Regions from separate parts of the Mus musculus genome. Here region 1 is linked to region 2. The links are chromatin loops, found by intact Hi-C in ENCODE. Cell type or tissue: heart. All regions are shown on one strand.

Region 1 (8,000 bases), 150 kb before region 2:
TTTTAAGAGGGATGTTGAGAAAATAAGATCCGGGGTAATAAAGTCTGAAATGTCTCAATTAATAGTTGTTTTTAATTAAGAAAGAAACTTGTTTTAATTAAGAAAGGTCTCACTTATTAGGGCTGGGTAGAAGAATGACACCTTGTACTATGGAATGCTCCTACTTGGGTATGCTTAGAACCTGGTTAGTCAACTATCACAGGGTGCATAGGCATGGCTCTCTCTGGCCATGTTTCACTTATATTTTAGTGTGAGCTATGAGTTCATACTTATATTCCCCGTGAGCTGACCAGAGACTTCTTCTGCTTTATGTTGGCTGTGCAGTGCTTCTCTATTTAAAAGGGGTCATTTCCATTCCATTTAACTGAGCCCTGTGCCCACACCCCACATGCTCACAGCAAAGGGGTCTGATGGTTAGCTCCCACTTGGAGTCTACAGTCTAGCATGCTCCCAGGGACCTATTGTTTTATTACTGCAGGTTCTTTGGCAAGAAAGGTGAGCACAACTGCTATGCTTACTCAGCTTGTCTGGTGACAGCTACATCTGCTTCTCCATCAGCACCTTTGGGTCTAACTGTCTGTTATTCGCTGTCTGTAACACTGAAGAATCTTCCTGAATCTGGATTGGAAAATCTCCACCCCTCTGCAAGGTCTTCCACAAAATAATAGCTTTGTGAAGTGATGCATTTTCTTCCTTCCTTCCTTCCTTCCTTCCTTCCTTCCTTCCTTCCTTCCTTCCTTCCTTCTTTCCTTCCTTTTTTTCTTTCACTTCTTTTTTGAGACAGGGTCTCCTTATGTAGCCTTGGCTGTCTTGGAGCTCAGCATGTAGACCAGGCTGGCCTTAAACTTAAACTCCTGAGTGCTGGGACTAAATGTGTGTGTCATGATGCTCAAGTTGATGTATTTCTTATGGTTGGATTATTAAAGTGGTGACTGTCAAATGGGGATATGTTAAAACCCGTGCAAAGGAAACTTTTGTCAAGAAGGTAATTACAAAATATATTTGATAATGAAGCAGCTAATGTATGTCATATTCAGATCTCTTCCTATAATAAAATAATAAATAATTACCTATCCAGAGTAAAATATCAGCACAAGAGATTAGACTTGTCAGTGATTGTGTTCACATTCTCTTATTTGCTGCTCTGCTGAGCTAAGCAACCAATGTCAGTCTCTCCCTTAAGCCAAGGGATGTGACCCAGTTTTCTATACTACCCACTGGCTGCTGATCTATGTCATGGCTTAGTATGGAAAAATTTGAAAACCTAAGGATAATTGTGGTTAATGAGCAGCTATATTATAGAAGGGGCTGAAGAGGAGAAATCAGAAGTCACTAGGCATTCTGTAATGAGAAGAAAGCAGGGAGACAGAGGAGAAACATCATCTAGAAGCAGCGAATTGATGGTGGGACACTGGGCAGTGGCTACTGCTGCAAAATGGTTCCCAGATTGTGCTAAATCTTGAAGCATGGCTGTAGGTTCCTCTTACCATTGCTCCTAAATGCATTCACTGTTGAAATAACTACTCATTATTTGAGATAAATTAAACTCACCTGTGCAACAAAGGTCCTGGTGACTAATGATTTACCCTCTGGCCTGACTGCATTGGAATGTATAGGGAGTCAATATTCCCCAGCCAAGCTACATGTGAAATATTGTGGCAGTATTGGGCAGAGTTCCGGGAGATGCCTTCTCATCTTATCCATTTGCTTAGAAAAGGTAAATTTCACACAGTTGAGGTATCTCATTTAACAATATCCAGCAGAATTAATATTTACAGCTTTCTGAATAAAGTAGGACTTTACATTTTAAGTTACCTTTATTTATTTGTTTGTGTGCACAGCTGTGTGTGGAGAGCAGAGTATAACTTGTGGGATCTAATTCTTTCCTTCTACCTGGTGGGCTCCAGGGATTAAGCTCAGGTCATCAGGTTGGGTGGCATCTGTACCTTCGGAGTCATCTGACCTCCTAACCACAGATGGTCTTTATCAGTCGTGAGAAATACACATGATTCAACACAGGCCTTTGTGACCCGCACAGCGAATAAATAAGGGCCAAATAATTATGGAAGGTAGATTTTTTTTTTTTTTTTGCGACAGGTTCTCACTATGTAGCTATAGCTGGCCTGCAACTCACTGTATATTAAGCTTCACTTGAATTTGAAGAGATCTGCCTGCCTCTGCCTCCTGACCCTGAGCAGTGTGTGTGTGTAAAGACGGAGCTTGTGTGCTAACGGTCTTATGAATGCTAAGCACACGCCATCGCTGTACTACACTACCAGGTCCTATCAAAAAAAGCTACTTTATTTTTTTGTCTCCACGTATCCCTTTACACTGGCTTAGTATGAGGGACATCTGACCTATACTTGGGGACTCTCAGGCTGCTGATATTTGCATCACTTAAAAGCCTCTCATTACAGACAGCCCCATTTAACAATGGCCTCACCTCATCCTGTGCAGAGTTACAAAATCATTTGTCTATGTTTTCATGTATGACTTAGCTCAGGGCTCACATAGGGTCTACTATATTATCTTGACATTGGTCCAAGCCATTTGCTATACATTTATGCACCAGAAGAGTCTGAATGATATGCAACGTTCTCATTATTCCGGTTCCTAAGGATGGTTCTTTTTCTTTTCTTTCTTTCTTTTTTTTTTCTTCCAAGACAGGGTTTCTCTGTATAGCCCTGGCTGTCCTGGAACTCACTTTGTAGACCAGGCTGACCTCGAACTCAGAAATCCGCCTGCCTCTGCCTCCCAAGTGCTGGGATTAAAGGCGTGTGCTACCACGCCCGGCTCTAAGGATGGTTCTAAGACAGCTTCTTTGGACTGGCTCTGTTCTATGTATTCTTCGTTTGGCTCATGGAGATCTTTACCGAGACTCCAACCCTTGCTCCAGAATGACTCTCTTGAACATACAACTTTTAAAAAATATTTTCATTCTTTTTTTTTCATTTTAAAGATTTATTTATTTTATGTATGTGAATATAACTGTAGCTGTTCAGAAGATTGTGAGCCTTCATGTGGTTGTTGGGAATTGAATTTTTAGGACCTCTGCTTGCTCTGGTTGGCCCCACTCGCTCCAGTCAACTTCCCTCGCTCAGTCCCTGCTCGCTCCAGCCCACAGATTTATTTATTATTATACACAAGTACACTGCAGTTGACTTCTGACACACCAGAAGAGGGCATCAGATCTCATTATGGATGGTTGTGAGCCACCATGTGGTTGTTGGGATTTGAACTCACGACCTTCAGAGGAGCAATCAGTGCTCTTACCTGCTGGGCCACCTTGCCAGCCCAAATATTTTTATTCTTACTGATTTTGCTTATAAATTGTCCACTCCCCCAATCTTAACAGCTGTTTTTTTCTAAACATAGACATGCAATGATTGCATATATTTGTGGAATATAGTATGCTTTCTCAGTCATGTGTACAATGACAAGAATTGAATATCAACCAATTCTAATGAAAATCTGTGCTTTGGCTGCGGTGAGAACACTTGTCACACAAGTGCAAGGACCATATAAAAGCTGGTTCCCAGTACTCGGGAGGCAGAGACACAGACGCTATGGAACAAGCTAAATAGCTAGACTAGGTGGATCAGCAATGTAGAAGTTCAGCAAGAGACGCTGCCTCATTATATAAGTCGGGAGTGGATGGGTTGGGGAGCAGGGCGGGGGAGGGTATAGGGGGCTTTGGAGATAGCATTTGAAATGTAAATGAAGAAAACATCTAATAAAAAAAGAAATACAAGAGAACACAGGTAAACAGCTTGAAGCCTGTAAAGAGGAAACACACACACACACACACACACACACACACACACACACACACACACAGAAATCGTCAACTAAGATATCTATTGTCAACCTTAGCCTCCACACACATGTGGACCTATACATCCATGTGCATGCAGAAGACGTAGGTAAAAGTGCACATAGACATGTATGGTACCACACAATACATATGTAATAAACAATTAGAAAACCTATGCTTGTCTTAAAGGTGCTTTGGAAGAGCTCCTGTCTGCTCCTAGTGAAAGTGGTGACTTGAGGTTACAGCATCCTGTGGTCTGTCATGTTCTGAGGGTTTCTGCCCCTTGGCTTTGTTCTTCGGTGAGGTATCCTTTGTAGACTTCAGCCATGAGAAAGCATGGTGTTTAGTGAGGAGAGTCCTTCCTTGGAGTTTACATTCTCATATAACACTACCCTGCCTTGCATAACCCTGAAAATGTCAGCTCAGAGATGCTAGCATTCGGTCGTCTTCTATGCAATGTGTGTAGGTGATACGAGTGCTGACAAACCAGAGGTGAGGTGGTTTATAGAGCAGAGCCCTGTGCTAAAAATACCAGTTGCTGATGATTCGAGAAAGTTAGAAATAGAAATAACCTACCAGCCATATATCTGCAGGGAGAGAGGCATCCAGCATTTAATCATTCGTCCTCCTCAAAACTCTCTGGGAGGAAAATCATGATCTCATTTCAAATAATCAGGGGAAGATTTTTTTTTTTTCCATGAGCTAGGTGACTCAGGCCTTAGAGTTTGTCCTTTATTTCTGAATCTTGTGATTTCACAAAATTAGTGAGGCAGTTTTATTTCTAGCCACGCGTTCTTTATTGTTAAACTTTAGAGGGGTTGAGGGCCGAACCTCATCAAGAGATGCAGATTATTCTGCGTGTTTTTGCTCTGCTGGGAGATGGGTGCGCCATTATGTTTCTCTGGGTTGTGTCGTCCACTGATTTGGAGAATTGCTCCCATAGCTCTTGGGTTGAGTGAACATTTAAATTCACCCTGGCTCCTTATGAAACATTCAGCAAAGAAGAGATGCAATTACTAAAGAAATGAAATAAGAAAAAAAAATACATTGAAAGTAAATGGAATAACACTTCAGAAAGACATGTCCATTGAGCAGCAGAAGCCGATGGCCGCATTAGCACCTTTACTCCACCAGGGGGCAGTAGCTACCACACAACAGGAAACTCAGGACTCTTTCGTACTTTAAATTTTGACTTTTCCCCCCCTAATACTTTTTGTGATTTTCCCCCTACCAACATTCATGCTTTGCTAATCTTCGATTTTTGAAAGCTAATATCTGTTTCTGTCTGAAATAATTGGACTCAAAGTAAAATACAATTTCCTGAAAGGGTACATAATGGGAAAACACTTTAGCGCTCCATCGTAAGTGAAAAGCTTTCAAAGTCTATATTCCCACAGGAAAACGGTAAATACATAAAGCTTTTAATTTTCTCTGTGACTCAACTCATTTAAAAGTGGCGATTGTGAGCCTGCAGCCCGTGGAAGTCTGTGTGAGGGTCACGTCATTTTTTGCATCTCGAGGTGTGACCGCAAGTTTGACCAACATATTTTCATAGAATGTCTAACACATTGGCTACATTTCCATTTTCTTTACAGCCTGAATACACATTCAAGGTATGATGCCGCTCTCCAGCAAAAGCTAGCCACAGCAGGGAGACTGTCATGTCATGACTTTTATGTCTGAAAGTTACATTTAGTGGTCAATTTTATCCTTCAAAGCTGTCTCAGTTCCCATGCTTGCACCAATCACTTACCTTTGTGAGTGGAGGTCCTCTGTACAGATATGCAACTTAGGTAAATCCTGAGAATCTTAGCTGTTTCCAATCAGCGGTTTCTAGGTATTGGCTAGATCTAGTTTGGATAACAGTTCGTATAGAGACCTTTTCAAAAGGATTTATTTTATTATTAATCATATGCATGTGTGCGTTAGGTACCCGACTGACAGTGCCCACACAGGATAACAGCTGAGACCCAGCCGAGCTGGGAGACACAGGTGACTGTGAGGCATCCTATGTAGGGTTCTGAGGACTGAATCCAGGTCCTTCTGTAAAAGCAGCAAGTGCTCTCAACGGCTGAACTCTCTAGACCCCAGAATTGTCTTCTAAAGACAAGGTCTCAAGTAGCCTGGAACGGCCTCAATTCACCACGCGTTGCTAAGGATAACTTTGAATTTCTGATTCACCCACCTCGATTTCCAAAGTGATGTGATTACAGGTTTGTGTGTGTGTGTGTGTGTGTGTGGGTGCGTGTGTGTGTGTGTGTGTGTGACTGCAGTGGGTTTATAGAGTGCTAGAAACTGAACCCAGTACTTTACACATGTTAGGCAAACACATTACCAACTGACCGACATCTTCAGTCCTTAGCATTTTAAAAAAGTATTGCCAGAAGCTTGGAGGGATGCTCGAGTACTTAAGAACGTTTGCTTCTCTTGCAGAAGTCCTGGGTTCAATTTCCAGCATCCACACAGCAGCTTAAAACTGTAATTTCAGTTCAAGGGGATCCAATGCCCCTTCTAGCATCTGCAGGCACTGGGCACACTTGTAGTGCACATACATACATGCAGGCAGAATACTCATATACATAAAATGAAAGAATAAATCTTAAAAAGATATTACTAGGACTGAAGGATCATAGAAGCTTTTCAGTCTTTCTTATAATTGTTAAATGAAACCAAGAATTGCCCTGAAAATTGTCTGAATTTTGAAAGTCAATGTTTCTTTTTTTGTTTTTCGGTTTGTTTTTCTTTTTCAGTAATGAAGAATTGATTCCTCCATTTGAGGCCGGCCTTGTCAGCAAGAAAATAATAAATGCCTCAGATGTGGGAGGTCATTTCAATTGTTCAACCATCTAAACACCATTGAAGAAATGACCTTTACCAAGACAAATGTGCTAAGTAGAAAACCTGTTACTAAAAGAAAAAGAACACAGACACAGTCCCCGCTTCCCCCATTTTTTTTTTGTTGTTGTTGAAGAAACCTGGTTCTTTACCATGAAACTTCCTCTTTTCCCTCCCTCACCCTTCTCTCCCTTTCTCTCTCCACATTATGGGAACCGGTCATGCTATTTAGTGATTATTTTCAAAAGCAATAATAAATGTAACAACTGTTCTAGAGTATTGGTGGTTATGCACTTCAATGTACATGCAGGATATTTAAAAGATAAAGAGCTAATTCCAACAGGAGTAGACCACGTCTGTATTATTATGATCAGGTTTTTCTTAGTAGTTCTGGGATCAGAAATTTCTCTTCTGCTCTAGTAGTTATTATCCTCATTTACCATATTCAATCAAGTTTATAGGTTCACAATTCTTGTATGTCTCATCCACTAAGTATTTTAAACTAAAAAGCATTGCAGCCTTTAAACATGACGAAACAGCATTATCAAATGTATCTTTACCCAGGGAAACAGATAGAGGAGGCCATTTCTTTTATGGAGAAATACCATTCATGTTAATTTCACACACAAATAGGAAGTGACAGCGTGTAGCAGAGACTCTGGGACACCAAGTAGGTCCAAGGTTTGGCTTTCCTATCTGTTGCGATGTAAATCTGGGCAGGTCCTTTAACATCTCTGGTACAGGTATGATGGAGGAAAGCCCAGGTTTACACAGAAGTGTTAAAGAGTTGAATGGCAGAGTGGAATCCTGCCTGGTATGTAATAAATGCCCTGTAAGACTGTCTGTCCTTGTGGTTACAGGAGGCTTGTGTGTGAGCCATGTTACATTGTCTCCTGCCTTTTACAGAGAAGGAAATAATACATAGTAATACCCACTACTTCGTAGCGCGTCACAGAGATGCGCTACGAAGGGCAAACTGATAATGTCTTTAGCTGTGACTGACAAGGTGAAGGGAACACTCACTGCCCACAGAGAGCATGTGGTCCGTGTGCTAAGGAGTGCCTTGAGGTAGGTAGCATATCATTCTCTGTGAATGGCCTGAGCTGTCAGCAGGGTGCTTGGCCTGGGAACACGCGCTCTTCTCCTCCTCTTTGGCCTGACAGTAACCAAGATTCCTACTGCTTGTGTTGATCTTCACTGACATTGGGTCTTCTGCAGCTTCTGCCTAGAAGGTCATTGCATTTGCTCTCTGGCTGGCTGCCATTACCTGTTGATTTTCTCTCAATCCCATCCCAGGAGACATCAGCTCAGATGGTGACCAGGTCCTTTAGCTAGCTGTTGGCCTTCATAA
Region 2 (8,000 bases):
GTTCATTGAAGCTGTGGCTGTACAAAACACCCGAATGTTGAATTGGCCATGGGCTTTTCAGCAGTGAATCAGTAAAACCAAACCAATGTTCCTACTGAAGGTGACCATTAGTGGTATTAAACTTGCCATTTCTCTTTATTATTGTTCAGAGTGACCAAACATCTGTTGTCTCCCCCTCCCTCCCAAACCCTGGTGGTACTCACATAATACAGGCTAATTTTTAAAAATTGAATTATGAGGATTCTTCTTTCTTTCCTATTTTCATATGTCCCCAAAGAGTGTTTGTATAGGTGATGGATGAGGGACAGCCTGGACCATACCTAGTGGTCAGCCTGGGAACTTGCTAGTGTTTTATGCTATTGTGGACTTGGAGTGGATTTTTCCATCTTGCCTTGGGGTTAACAGGAACTGGATAAAATTGAACCTAATTAACAAGGGAATTAATTTCAAAGCTTAGAAAGCAATTTTTCTAAGGAAGTTCAATGAAGCTGTGTAAACCACAGAGAAGCGTAGAGGAGAAAATACAATGGATGATTATTGAGGTAAGAACTTCACAAGGAAGAAAGATACAACGAAGGGTGGAAGCTGAAATTCAGCAGGAATGTAAAAATCTGTGGACATCTCACTGCTGGATGAGGCAACGCTGACTTCAGCTTTCTTTTCTCAGCTGTCTTTGGCACATGTGTATGGAAGAGACACTGGGAAGCTCACAGCAGAGCAAGGGGAAAAAAAAACCCCACATTTGTTTGGGATGAGGGAGTTTGAGTGGATACGAAAGAACTCTTAGCCAGCTGCTTGTTTTGGTTGAGCAGAATTTGGTGAAAGGAGTTTGAGTTGCTAGGAAAACAAACAAACCAACCAACCAACAAACAAAACACTACCACCACCACAACCATAAAACCAACAAAACCCTACTTTTCTTTTTGAAAAGTTGATTTATCCAGGAGGAACCAGGAAGTGAAAATTGCTGCTTTCACACTATTCTCTACAGAAATATGAATAAATGCCACTCAGCCGAGTATTGATTAAAATAGTATTTGTTCAGTTCCGACTTTATCACATGGTGCGGTAAAGCGAGGATGCTCACACAATGTCCTTTTAAATCTGTTCATTTCTTTATTGTACACATGAAAGTATACAAACAAATCGGGCCCTGAAGGGCTGCCCTATTCATTTATTACTTATGAACACTAGGGATGGAGAACACTGTGATCAGAGACAGTCTGTTCCCTTGGTAGTGTTGTTTAAAGGAAGAAAACAATACAGAAATGAGAAATTGTGCTATAAAGTGAGAGAATGGGGCTCAAGGCAACTGGGAGCAATTGTCAGGCTGTCACTTCAGTTGACATCAGCTTTCATTGACAGTAGAGCTAGAATCTCAAGGTTGAAGGGTTGTGCTGGACAAAGAAATGGGTGGCCCTTCTAGGTAGAATAAAGCTGTCAGGAGTGGAGACGGATGAGTTAAATGTAACACTCCCACCTCTCTCTTTAGTGAAATTGGGATGTTGTCACATGAATTAAGATCACCCAGTCCAGGTCACCCAGGCTGGATTTGAACTTGCTACGTAGCTGAGGATGCCCTTGAGTTCCTGATTCTCTTGTCGAGGAAGAGATTGCAGATGTACGCCAAGAGGCCTGACTCTTGGAGCCAGAAAGAGAAGAGATTTGTCTTAGATGTGAGTGGAAAGATTGTGTACAGATCCGACCGAGACACTGCCGAGGGAGTTAAATCATGGGGGGTGGGGCACATCACAACATCACAAATATTTGTTGTGTTCCGGTTGAATTTTATCTGCCCAAATAAGAGAAGAGGAAAATGGTGCCGGAAGAAACTCGGGGAGAAGGGAGCAAAGGCCAGACATTCAGGGAAGGTTTGGGCCCTTAATGGTTCATGAAAGGGATTATCAGGAACACATCTCTAATAAAAGAGAAGCAATCCAAACACCAAACCCTGCGCTGTTTACCAGCAGGAGATTTCGCTGTACTGCAGACAGTGTGGACTTACCCCCCAGAGCAAACACACAACTGCGTGTGTGTTTTCCTCCACTCAAGGCTCTGGAAATCAATTTCGAACCCATAAAATAGAAGTTTCCCAAACCAAATCCGCTATAAAATTTACCTCCGTGGAAAGGCCGTAGCTGTTACAGGAGGGCAGGATGATAGATCAGGAAGGCTTTTCTGTTTAAATATTTAAATAGATTTCTATTTGAACAGCTAAATGAAATCAAGCTCACTCTTTTATCTCAATAATTAAAAAGAAAATTGCTGGGCTTTCTTTGCCAAATGCTTAGGGCCGATTTCCCCCTTCCTTGAGCACCATTAGGGTACTCAAGGGTCTCCGCGTTGCTTCCGTTTTTTATTTTGGGGGTGGGGTGGGGAACAGTTCAAGGAGCCATTCAGTTAAGTCCCATTTCCTGGACAACAGTGGGACAGACTCCACTGGCTTCCTAATGAAGAGCAGATAGGCTTAATCATTAATTGCCAGGTTAATGAGGCTGAACCATTACTCACAGGGCCTGTCTGGGAGAGACAACCGGAGCTGTGGCTCCAGGGAGGACAGCCTTAGGGCTCAGCATGTTTCTTCCTGTAATTGGCAACTGGGAATAGGCTTCTCTCTGTGACATTTGCATCCGAAGGCACCCCTTTTACTTGCAAGGCAGGATAGTTTTAATTTTGAGTTTAGGACTTATCTATGTCCGTTTCCCTTGGCAACACTATCTATGACATTTTTGTTCTTCGTTTTTTTTTTTTTTTTTTCTTTTCCCATTACCATGTAGTTCGTGGTTATTTAAAAAAAAAAATAGAAACCAGATAAATGATACAAAAATTGAACTAGGAGTAGCTTAAAAATTGGCCATCCACTCAAGAAAATCATTAGCATTTTGATTATTCCTGTCGCTGTAAAACCCACAACTCGTCTCTTAAATGGAGTAAGAGAAGAGTTTATTCTGGAGCCACTTTGAGGGACCGCGGTCCAGGAAGGCAGATTTAGGTTACCTCAAATTCCACGTTCCAGTGTGGAAGCAGTTTGTTTCATGATGTTTTAAAGTTTACAGAACAGAGGCGTGAGTCAGGGCAAGTTTAAAATACCCTGGTGGGAACATCTGAAAGGCGGAGAGATAGGGGAAGCTTTGCCACAGATCTTTGCTATCTCATGACATTCTTAGCTTTTGGGTTGGTGGAAGCCAATGGTCCAATAAGTTAATAGATTCCAAAAAGATTTCCATCTCCTCTCACAAGATGTTAGTTTCAACACAGAAGTGGTCAAGGAATGGCTGCTCTGGATGGCTAGAAGTGGTCCAGGATAAGGATATGAAACTGTGACACACTCCAAACTCTCCTTAAGAGTGAGATTCTGATCAGTTTCTCCAGACATGGCTGCTTCTCAGTTTTCAGTCACAGTTCCCCACGTTGGCCAAGCATCTCATTTTGTGCCTGCAGACGCCACATGTTATTTACTAAATATTATAAGGTTCCTTATAGCTAGGAGAAACTTGACTTTTTGTCTTGTAGTTACATGAATATGAAATATGTTATTCATAACATTAGAGACATACCACCTATATGTATGCATAACCATCTACCTGTACGCAAAGGCATACAGGCACACAGTGCCATGCTGTTTTAACATAATATATTATTATGTTTAGGTGAGTAAATGAGTTTTTTTTTTTTATAATTTTGTAAGATGGAAGATGGTGACATAACTTGTTTGAAGCTCTTTGCTTTATGTAGGATCAGGAAACCCTGCAGGAATTAAGGTTCTATATTTTCCGCTATAGTTATGGGGTGTTTATGAAAATTAGTGGCATGATACCTTAAGTTATGAACCTAATGAAAGTGAAGCAAAAATTTCAAACATCTCAGTGCTCCATATTAAAAAAAAACCCAAACAAACAAACAAACAAACACCTCCCAATGACACAGATATACCAGATTATTGCCTGGCTGGTATTCCATCTGATCTTCATGGACTGTAAAATGAAAGTTAATATTTTTCACATGTGATCGTCTGTAAATAGTTATGACTACGCGGTGATCTGGTGCCTAGCAAGGTGTGGGAGTTAGAAGCATTAAGGTTTCTACACAAAGGGGCTCTTTGCCCTGTAGGCACCACAGCTGTGCTTGCTGAAAACCTTACCAGCAGGGGGCGCTGTACTTCCAGGACATAACCCAGTCTTGTCACATGCTCTGGAACAGTTGGCAGAGCTTTGAATGCTGCTGTAAGAGCTCACAATTCTGCAAGCACAGAATTTTACTGGAAAGTTATAGTCTCTCATGAAATGTCATGAGTTTGAAGTCCTCCCATCAGAAGATTGGGGCAACAGAGCAAAAATGAAAAACATTATTTAATAAAAATTCACTGGTCGCTTATAATTGCCACACGGTAGAAACGTCACTCTCGAAGGGAAAATCCTCCCTGCAGACCACTGGGAAATAAAGACACAAGGGGCGTGTTTCCCAAGTGTACGCCAACAATGATGTTGATGGTTCTGTTGTGACCTGGGGAACCCATACGATTTCCCTGGAGAAGTCACATTTGAAATGAGCTTGCAGTGACCAGGAACATAAGGACAGAGATATGGAAGAATTCCTAAAGCAGTTAAAAAGGAGCAATGGTTTGACAAAGATGATATACAAAGTTTGGTGATCTTGCTTTCTATTACCCCAAAATGTAAGCTTGAATTTCTAGAGTAGAATTGCACAATAAAAACGAGAAAGGCCGATGGTTAGTGGAGCTTATGCTGTGGCTTAGGACACGTGGCCAACATATGATACATTCATTAGATGAAACCATCAGCACAGATACTTCCCAGACGGTTCAGGTCCCATTGCCTTGTATTTCAGTGGCTCCAGTTGGCTACTCCCTGTCCTTACACACACACACACACTCTCTCTCTCTCTCTCTCTCTCTCTCTCTCTCAGATACATTTACTCACATTTTCTCAAATACTCTCTTATGTACACACACTCGCTCACACACATGCACACACACATGCACACATATGCATTCACACACTCACACATTTACACACACACTCTTTCTCATATACATGTTCTCTCACGCACATTCACTCACCCACACACTTTCTTATACACATATATTCTCTCACACACATTCACTTTCTCTCACCACAGGAACACATAAAGAGGGGTGGGGGAGGGGAGGGAGAATTTCTTTTGACAAACATGGGAAAGGTAAGATAGAGAGACCTTCTTCACTCTTCATGTCCTGATTGTCAAAATTGGTGGACATTTGTAAATCACCATCGCCTAGAAAGAAAGAATCAGTCTGAACCTCACAGTTTATTTCTAGAGCTATGAGTATTTAAAGTTCAGTTTCCAATAAGTATGATTCACTGAAGCCTGTGGTCCTCAGGAAGGTAAATCAATACCTGTCAGTCTACCCCAGGAGTTGGGCTTGGTGATGATGTTGTAAACACTTTGCTGATAAAGTGGAAAAAGAAGTACTTCTCAGGAGGAGGAGTCAGTTGATTGCAGATCTGGGCAGGGTTATCCATCTTGAAGCTGCTATTTGGACAGTTACCTGTTGCTCTAAATCTTCCCTGTATTGGTGTGTGTTCCCAAGGGAGACACTGAAATCTAAGGCACCTTCTGCTGTGAGAAGCAACTTTCATTTCCTTTTCTTATGGTGGTTGGTAGTTTTGCTGTTTTCTAGACAAAAGAGATGGAATGTATGGGGGAATCTTTTGGCTCTAAGTTGTGTAAAATTTGTGGCCTTATTTTGGGTTTAAGTGTAAGTGACAGCCCCTGCAGAGTGTCAGGAGGGGACAGTTCCAAGGCACCTGTTACTTTGATGAAGCACTGATGGACTTTGTCAGTTACCTGAAGAAATAACTTCTCTTTCCTGGGAAGTGGAACTTACATCAGAACTGGGCATGTTGTAGCTTCTAGAGTATTATCAATGTTTATTTTTGGCTATGTTCAAATGTGTGCTTATGTCTTTAAATGTGTGTCCATCTACTTCACAATTGAGATTTTTTTTTTTTGGTTTTTGTTTTGTTTTGGAGGGTGGGAAAGGGAAGAAAGAATGAGAAATGATTGGGTTTGAATAGGCAAGCAAGAGTGCAGAAAGAAGCAATGGCATTAAACATGTTTGAGAGACAGTAATTGTAATGGTGAGCATATGAGCAAGACAGCTGCCTGCAGCATATATGAGAAACAACCCAAAATGTGCAATAATACTTGGTTATCGATCTAGCCCAGGATCCTCAGAAAACTGTGCCTATCCTAGCTGGTTCTTCTCCTTCTCCTTCTCCTTCTCCTTCTCCTTCTCCTTCTCCTTCTCCTTCTCCTTCTCCTTCTCCTTCTCCTTCTCCTTCTCCTTCTCCTTCTCCTTCTCCTTCTCCTTCTCCTTCTCCTTCTCCTTCTCCTTCTCCTTCTCCTTCTCCTTCTTCTTCTTCTTCTTCTTCTTCTTCTTCTTCTTCTTCTTCTTCTTCTTCTTCTTCTTCTTCTTTCAACTTGATACAAGCTAGATTTATCTGGAAAAAGGAACTTCAATGGAGAAAATATCTCCATCCAATTGCCTGACTGAAAGTCAGTAGGGAATTGTATTGATTAATGATTTCTATTTGAGGACCTGGCCCCTATAAGTTGTAGAAAACAGAAAGCAGAGTAAACTATGGGGAGCCAAAGAGCAGCACTCCTCAATTTCTTTCCTCCTCTTCCTCCTCCTTCTTCAGATTTATTTATTTATTTATTTATTTATTTATTTATTTACTGCACACTGTAGCTGTGCAGATGGTTGTGAGCTATCATGTGGTTGCTGGGAATTGAATTCAGGACCTCTGCTCGATATGGCCCAACTTGCTCTGGCTCAAAGATTTATTTATTATTATATGTAAGTATACTGTAGCTGTCTTTAGATACACCAGAAGAAGGCATCAGATCTCATTACAGATGGTTGTGAGACACCATGTAGTTGCTGGGATTTGACCTCAGGACTTTTGGAAGAGCAGGCAGTGCTCTTAACTGCTGAGCCATCTCTCCAGCCCCTCTCTTCAGTTTTTGCTTCCAGGTTCCTGCCTTGACTTTTCTTCATGATGGATTATATCTTAGTTAGGGTTTTACTGTTGTGAACAGACACCATGACCAAGGTAAGTCTTATAAAGGACAACATTTAGTTGGGGCTGGCTTACAGGTTCAGAGGTTCAGTTCATTATCATCAAGGGGGGAGGATGGCAGCATCCAGGCAGGCATTATGTAGGAGGAGCTGAGAGTTCAGTATATTCATCTGAAGGCTGCTAGCAGAATACTGACTTCCAGGCAGCTAGGGTGAGGGTCTTAAAGCCCATGCCCACAGTGACACAGCTACTCCAACAAGGCCATACCTACTCTAACTGGGCCACACCAAACCAAACCAAACCAAACCAAACCAAACCAAACCAACCCCCCTTGGGGAATGCTCTTGTGCTGCGAAGAGGTCTGAAACACGAGCAGGCACGCACTCAGTTTTGTGAAATGCTTGCCCAGAGGGTATAGACTCAGCAGTCTCCTACAAGGGAAAGAAGAGGAGGCGCAGAAAGTCATCAGTGTTTGCTGTATGGATGTTCTCTATCCTGTGTGGCCCTTCCAGATACATGGCTTAGCAGCGGTGCAGGAGAGTAAGCCCATGATGCTAACAGTCCCAGTGCAAGGTGATCCCTCCACCATGGTTGAGATAAGACTCAGGCCTGTGTGCAAGTGCTCTGCCTCAGAGCTACGTCCTGCCCTGGGTCACGGTCTTATTAGTAGTGACTGGTAACACTCAAAAATCTTGGTTGAACAAATCCAGGCAGGAACACATGCAGTTTGGTACAAGGTAAAAATTAAATCTTGCTTTTCATTTTATTTTATTTCTTGGTCTGCTATCCAGTGGAGTAATTTAATGCCTATTCTGAAAATGCAAGTTTAATAATTGTAATTTAATAATTTAAAGCAGTTCAACTCTGCCCACTGTTAACTCTCTTCAGAAACAGCATATACATGTATCAATATTA

The links. Peaks named below come from ENCODE experiments on the same cell type or tissue, not always from the same donor. Only the 100,000 strongest peaks of a DNase experiment are listed, where the experiment ranks them.
Region 1: a loop joins it to region 2, with 2.2 times the contacts of the local background. A loop is called at or near these places in 2 of 42 quality-filtered maps.

The regions. Positions count from the first base shown.
Region 1 is chr12:58,944,376-58,952,375 of GRCm38, reverse strand. No RefSeq gene overlaps it. Among named protein-coding and RNA genes, the nearest start is that of Sec23a, 64 kb to the left of the region's middle. In heart, a CTCF peak has its summit at 4,931 (motif pointing right); no DNase peak of the experiment used is centred here; H3K27ac peaks cover 441 bases.
Region 2 is chr12:58,798,767-58,806,766 of GRCm38, reverse strand. No RefSeq gene overlaps it. Among named protein-coding and RNA genes, the nearest start is that of Sec23a, 210 kb to the left of the region's middle. In heart, a CTCF peak has its summit at 4,138 (motif pointing right); a DNase peak (open chromatin) is centred at 4,136.